Linked DNA regions of Homo sapiens: region 1 is linked to region 2. Evidence: chromatin loops called from intact Hi-C (ENCODE). Cell type or tissue: CD4-positive, alpha-beta T cell. All regions are shown on one strand. Links, peaks and the distances in the headings refer to the core of each region. The heading gives the core; the rest is flanking DNA.

Evidence for each region. A loop is a pair of places that touch in the nucleus more often than their neighbours do. Peaks named below come from ENCODE experiments on the same cell type or tissue, not always from the same donor. Only the 100,000 strongest peaks of a DNase experiment are listed, where the experiment ranks them.
Region 1: it touches region 2 in a loop (10-fold over the local background); 4 of 110 quality-filtered maps call a loop at or near these places.

What each region holds. Positions count from the first base shown.
Region 1 is chr9:92,885,696-92,888,589 of GRCh38, reverse strand. It overlaps the pseudogene SPATA31B2P. Among named protein-coding and RNA genes, the nearest start is that of ZNF484, 9.1 kb to the right of the region's middle. In CD4-positive, alpha-beta T cell, for the core only: no CTCF peak of the experiment used is centred there; DNase peaks (open chromatin) are centred at 399 and 1,189.
Region 2 is chr9:92,807,004-92,809,897 of GRCh38, reverse strand. It overlaps LOC124902211 (translation initiation factor IF-2-like), which reads right to left and starts at 2,590. Exons shown (of 1, transcript XM_047424309.1): 1 at 442-2,590. The coding sequence starts at 1,352. The coding sequence ends at 600. It overlaps LOC101929748 (a long non-coding RNA gene), which reads left to right and starts at 1,811. Exons shown (of 1, transcript NR_136301.1): 1 at 1,811-2,894. It also overlaps the pseudogene ANKRD19P. RefSeq lists a silencer at 880-949 and an enhancer at 1,308-2,198. In CD4-positive, alpha-beta T cell, for the core only: a CTCF peak has its summit at 1,394 (motif pointing right); DNase peaks (open chromatin) are centred at 637, 987 and 1,907; H3K4me3 peaks cover 2,379 bases; H3K27me3 peaks cover 1,749 bases.

The DNA.
Region 1 (2,894 bases), core at 108-2,607, 79 kb before region 2:
AAGATAGCTGAAAATATAAAAGCAGGTTCAGAAGTGGCTAACAGCCAGAGGGTGGAGAGTTTGGAGGACTTGGAAGAAGACAGGAAGATGAGGGAAAGTTTGGACCATTGTAGAGACTTGTTAAACAGTTGTGATTAAAATGCTGACAGAAAGAGGGACAGTGAAGGCCCTCATTGTTGCACCGGACACTTTTCAAGGTCTGTTGATCAATTTCTCTGTCTCTGATGGGACAACTCTGGCTCTTGAGGGTGGCTTGCTGACTGCTGGCTGCATAGCTCAGCATTCTGCTGTGTTCTGAGTAGAAGGGGTGCCTGTGGTTGCAGGGAAATCCACAGACTGGGGCTTGAAACTGCTGTTGGTGCTGATTTACCTTCGAGGCATGGCGCACATGGCAAAGTGGTATTTTCTCCTCCAGTATCTGTCCAACTGCTGTCATGAGCCGCTGAGCTTCAGCACTGCTGCTGTACATGCATGATCAGTTTTTTACTGGCTTTTGGCTCTCAGCAGTGACTGGTGCTGGCTTGCTTTTTTTCTCTGATAAAAACCTCTGAAAAAATTGCTTGATGTTTTCTCCAAAGTGGCTTATTGAAGGAGGCTGTTTCTTTGATGGCAGTAGCTGGATGCCTTCATTCTGATGGGTGTGTTCTGTCTTCCGTCTTCCTGCCCGGGGTAAGTTGAGGAGTCCTCAGTCCTTGAAACATTTCTTCATGTTTTTCTAAGTTGGGCTTCCTAGGGTTCTCCCTCTTGTGAGTAGGGGGAAACATTGGCCTTTGGCTCTGGCATGAACCTTGACAGTTTGGGTTCCTGGGCTCCTTGTGCCCCTGCCCCGGGTTGCTCCTTCTGGCTGCCATGAGGTCACGTAGCTCCTGGGAAGCCCGCATGTTCCCAGTAGGCGTGCTCTGGAGATGGCTCTGGGGCACTTGAGAAGCCAAATTCTCTGAAGCATGGGGCACAACAGATGCTTGCCCATCTGGAAGGAACACAACAGCGGCAGAAACTTGAGGCTGGGTCTCTGACTTCGTGGCCATTCCAGGCTCAAATTCACTAACAACCTCCTCCCTAAGACACAGCTTTCTTGGATCTTGGGAGACAGACATTCTAGGGAGGAGAGAGCTTTTGCTGGCCCCTGGAGCCTCGAAACCACGCACATCCTCACTTGTGGTTTGGATGTTTGCCAACATACAGGTTGCCAAGGGGACTCTGGGTTGTGGCACTGCCTCCCTGGTCTCTCCCGCCCTTGAAGATTGGGCTCCTAAGCTCCTGCTCTGCTGGGTGCTGCCTGTGAGGCTGTATGTGAGGGGCTTAGATGGCCACCTGCCCTCCTGTCCAGCTGTAGGAGCCTTCAAGGACCCATGATCATTCCAAGATGGGATCCTTCGTGGGGCCCTCTGGAACTGCTTACATGCAGGTGAGGAGGCCTGAAGCCTCTCTGGCATGTGAACAGATGCTTTGGTCAGCACCTGCTTTCTCAGACTTGCCATTGGTGGCTTTCTAAGGAACGTGGCCACCTCAACTTTTGAGCCAGCCCCAGATTCACAGGTGGCTGAGGAGGGACCGGCAAGCTGTGTATTGCACAAGGATGAAACCAGTTTAAAGCACTGAATGGGCTTGAGGACCCTGAGGGGTGGACCCCACCTGTGTTTGGCCCAAAACCTCAAAATGTGGGCTCCCAGCACCTGTTGAGTACATGGCTCAAGGAAGGAAAGCACCTGGGCTGTGTTCACACAGGCTTTCCCACTTTTGGGGGGTGCTAGATTGCTGGTTTTCATGTGGGTGTTGGACACGGGAAGAGCCTGGTTGACAGCAAGCCAGGATCGATGCATACTCACGGGGATCAAGCCCTCGTTGGTCTGGCCCAACCTCTTACCCATGTGGGCTTTCAGGATGTTTTCTATATGATTCCTGTCCGTGAGTCTTAATAAATCCCTACCGAGTCACTCCTCAAGGGCTTCCTCAAGTTCCTTTCTGACTCTTCAGAGGTCACCCCCAGAGTCTTCCCTGGGAAGCTTTCTATGCCCCTGGATAGATTTTGCGGGGCCTCACCCAGAATTTGCCCCAGATGTGGGCACAGGTCCCTCTCTAGCTGGAACTTCACCTTCTGTGCCTCCTTGCTGCTTTCACCTGTGGACATGGAGGACTGCCAGGACCTGGGTTTGCCCTTCGCCTGACTTTTCCCTGGCAATTCATCCCAAAGCTGCATCAGATCCAGAGACTCTTGAATCTTGCCCTGGTGTTGAATGAACCACTTTTCAATATGTTGCTCTGGAGTTCAGGACTGACTGGAAAGTTCTCAGGCAGAATGGGTGTCCCCTTTCCTGGGGAAGGTTAGGAGTGGAGACACTAAAGATGTCCTGAGATTTTTGGACCCTAGGGGGTAAAGCCAACCCACCTTATAGTTGTTTCCTCAACAAAGGCCATTCAGGGTGCTGAGTTTCAGGTAGGGAGAGAGCTTGCACTTTATTCTGCGACGCAGGGCAAGCTACTCCAGTGTTCTTCATCGGGGATGGAAAAGCAGGAGATAGGACTGGGAAAGAGGATTGAAGATGGGCCTGAGCCATAGGTGTGGGCCGGAATTGGGGTGTGGATGAAATAAAGGGTTGGGACTCAGGCCCCAGATGGGACAGGGGCTGGGCCTGGAAAAGCAGTGGGGACATTGTAGTCTCCCTTTGAATTGGGCAGACATTGGACATTTCATTGATGTAAGGATGTAAGACCCTTACATACAGTCAGTGACCCAGGCATTAGCCACCAGAGATTCACTGTGCAGAGAGGGGAGGCCCCAGAAAAGCTGGCTATAATTCTTCTGAAAACTTTCCTGCAAGAGCCTAGGATCTGAGAGCTTCTGAGGACTGGGCAGCTATTTTGAGTTCTCTCCCATGTTCCAGAAGGGTTTT
Region 2 (2,894 bases), core at 184-2,683:
TCCCACCGCAGGCTGAGCCCCCGATACCTGTCTTTTCTGTCGCGGGCGTCCAAGTCCCGGAACCTGCGCGTCAGGCAGTGCTCCACCTCCGCGGCGTCGCCCTTGATGGCAGCCCTGTGGATCTTCCGCAGTTCCCAGTCCCGGATGTGGTACCCCCGACCAGCGTACTCTTGGTCCATGGAGTCCAGGAGCGCCTGGCCCAGGCGTCTCCCGAAGCTGAAGAGCTTCCTCATGGTGGCGACTTTTCAGACGCCCACCACCCGCTCCTGAGCCGCCGCGGCTCCTCGTGGCCTTTCCACCCCCACCCAGCCCCAAATCCGCCATCCCCCCCACAACCCGCGATCCACCCCCAAATCCAAGATCCACCCCCAAACCCGCGATCCACCCCCAAATCCAAGATCCACCACCAAACCCGCGATGTAGCTCAGAATCCGCGATCCAGCCTGGTCCACCACAGCCTTCAGCAGCGACACTCGCAGCCTCCGACCTCTCAGACCGAGTGAGCTCCACGAAGCCGTTAAGCGCGTGCCTGTAGCTGAACGCTCCGATCTCTCAGACAGCGTGGGCCCCGGCTAAGCCTTTAGGCTCGCGCCTGCAGCTCAGCGCCAGCTCGGACTCCGGAAACCGCTCCCGAGCCCGCGTGGCCTGCAGGGGGCTGCTGCAGCTCGGGCGCAGGCGCTGCTGGCTTGCGGGTTCTCCTGGGCTCGCGCGGGACGTCTCGGAATCGCAGACGTGCATCCCTTCCGGCCTGAGGGCCCTCCTGGCCGTGACTCCCGCCCCGCTCCTCCTCCAAAGAGAGATCGGGGCCGCTGACAGGGGCCCTCCGTAGCCATGGGGGATGGGACTGGGGGGTCGGTTCCAGCCACGGTGCAGCCGCCGCCGGGCAGACCGCCGGGCTTGGCCGCAGCCACGGCGACATCTAGCCCCGGTTCTGCGAGGCTTGGGAGCGCCAGCCAGCTTGGGAGTGGCCAGGCAGCTGTTGCCAGCAGGTAGAGGGCGCCTGCAGCTTGGGCGCCCAGGTGGTGGAGAATGGCCTGGGCTGCCTCTAGATCGCGAGTGCACCTGGCCTGAGAGCCCGCCAGGCCCTGCCCCCGCCCAGCTCCTCCTCTGCTGGAGCTGGGGACCTCTAGCCAGTGGCCCTCTGCAGCCACCGGGGTTGGGTCTGAGGGCCGGTTCCTGCCCCTGTGCAGCCGCCGCAGGGCAGACCGCCTGGCTTGGCCGCAGCTACAGGGACCTCTAGCCCCGGTTTTGAGATGCGGGGAGTGCGGGCGGGCTCGGGGATTGCCTGGAGGCTGCTGTCTGCGCACAGAAGGCGGCTGCAGCTTGGGTGCCCAGGCGGACTGGAGGTGCATGACCTGGTCGGCCTCGGGATCGCCAGCGCGCCCAGCCTGAGGCCCCCAGGCCGTGTCTCCCCCCACTCCTCCACCGGAGGGAGATCGGGGCCGCTGGCATAGGCATTTGGCAGTCACCCCGGATGGGGTTGAGCAGGGGTTCTCAGTTCTCGTCCCTGTGCAGCCGCCGCGGGGCAGAATGCCTGGCGTGGCCGCAGCCACTGGGACACCACGCGGGCCGGGCAGGCCAGGGGGTGAAAGCGCTGGGAGACGGGTGCCTTCTCGCCCTGAGGCGCCTCTGAGCCCCACGGCTTGTCGGCCTCCGGCGCGCAGGGCTCCCCAGCATCCTGGGCGCCGGCCCGCTGCCCGCACGAAGTCAACTCAGAGAGGATGAACTTCGGTTGCCTTGTCTGGCTGGGCTGCCAGGCGGGGCAGCTGACCTGTTGATCGGGTGGCTTTTTTCATCTTCTTGCTCACAGGACAGCGCGCTGGGAAGCCAGGGGCCGCGGGGACCTGGGGCTGGAAACCACATCTGCCCACAGCCACAGTCTCCTGCACCTGTCATCCTGGCGGCGCCCTGGCGTCGGAGAAGCAGCAGACGCGGAGCTCCTGCAGCTGGCACCGCTGCAGCAACCGGTCCCGGTGCAGGCGTCAGTGGAAGGCGGCCTCCTCGCGCGGCTCCCGTGGCCTCAGGACCAGGGGTGCGGCCAGCACCGCCCTCACGCCCCGCACCTCGTCTACATTGTCCTCCCTGGAGGCGGCTGGACCTGAGTAAGGCTCACAGCGATCGGCCCCCGCAAGGACTGGCATGCAGGGCTCAGGATCCCGCACTCTGGCCCTGCGGCACCGCACCTTTCAGCAGCAGCTGGAACTCCTGCAGCAGCGCCTTGGGTGGGATGCTGGGGCCCGGGGTTCCTGGCAGGCCGAACTTCAGCTTCTTGTCTTGGCCCCTGATCCTCTTCCTGTTGTTGAACCTTTGTCACTCTGCAACGAAAAGCATCCAGGCGTCCTTGATTTCGGCACTGCGTGCACGCTCAGCCGAGCTCATCGGACGGGCGGTTCTCCCCAGGCCCGCTGGCAGCTTGTTCCCTGGGGGCGGCTCCTGGACGCAGCTCTTTGCAGGCCCACCAGGCTCAGGGGAGCCAAGGCCCGCCGCGGCCAACAGGCCTGTGGAGAGTAAGAGTAAGGTGGGCTCTGCAGGGCAGCGGCCCGGAACCATGAGAGAAGCGCGTCAGTCTGGGCTCCAAGCGCAGCCTCTCGGGATTCTCCGGGACCCACGGCTTATAATGCGCTTAAATCCCACGCCTCGCACGAGAGACAGCAAGTCACCGTCACCGCCTACCGCCCCTGACCCGCTCCCACTCTCGCTGCAGCGGAGGGTGTGTGGGAGAGAGAGGGACGCAGGGAGGGAAAAGCGCGGGGAGGGCGAACATCTTTTCATAAGCTTTCCGCCTTCTATATGCCATCTCTGATGGGAGCCTCTTTAGATCTTTTGTCCATTTACTAATTGGGTGGCTTGAATTCTTATTGTTGAGTTGTAAGTGGTTTTTAATGGTCTGGATG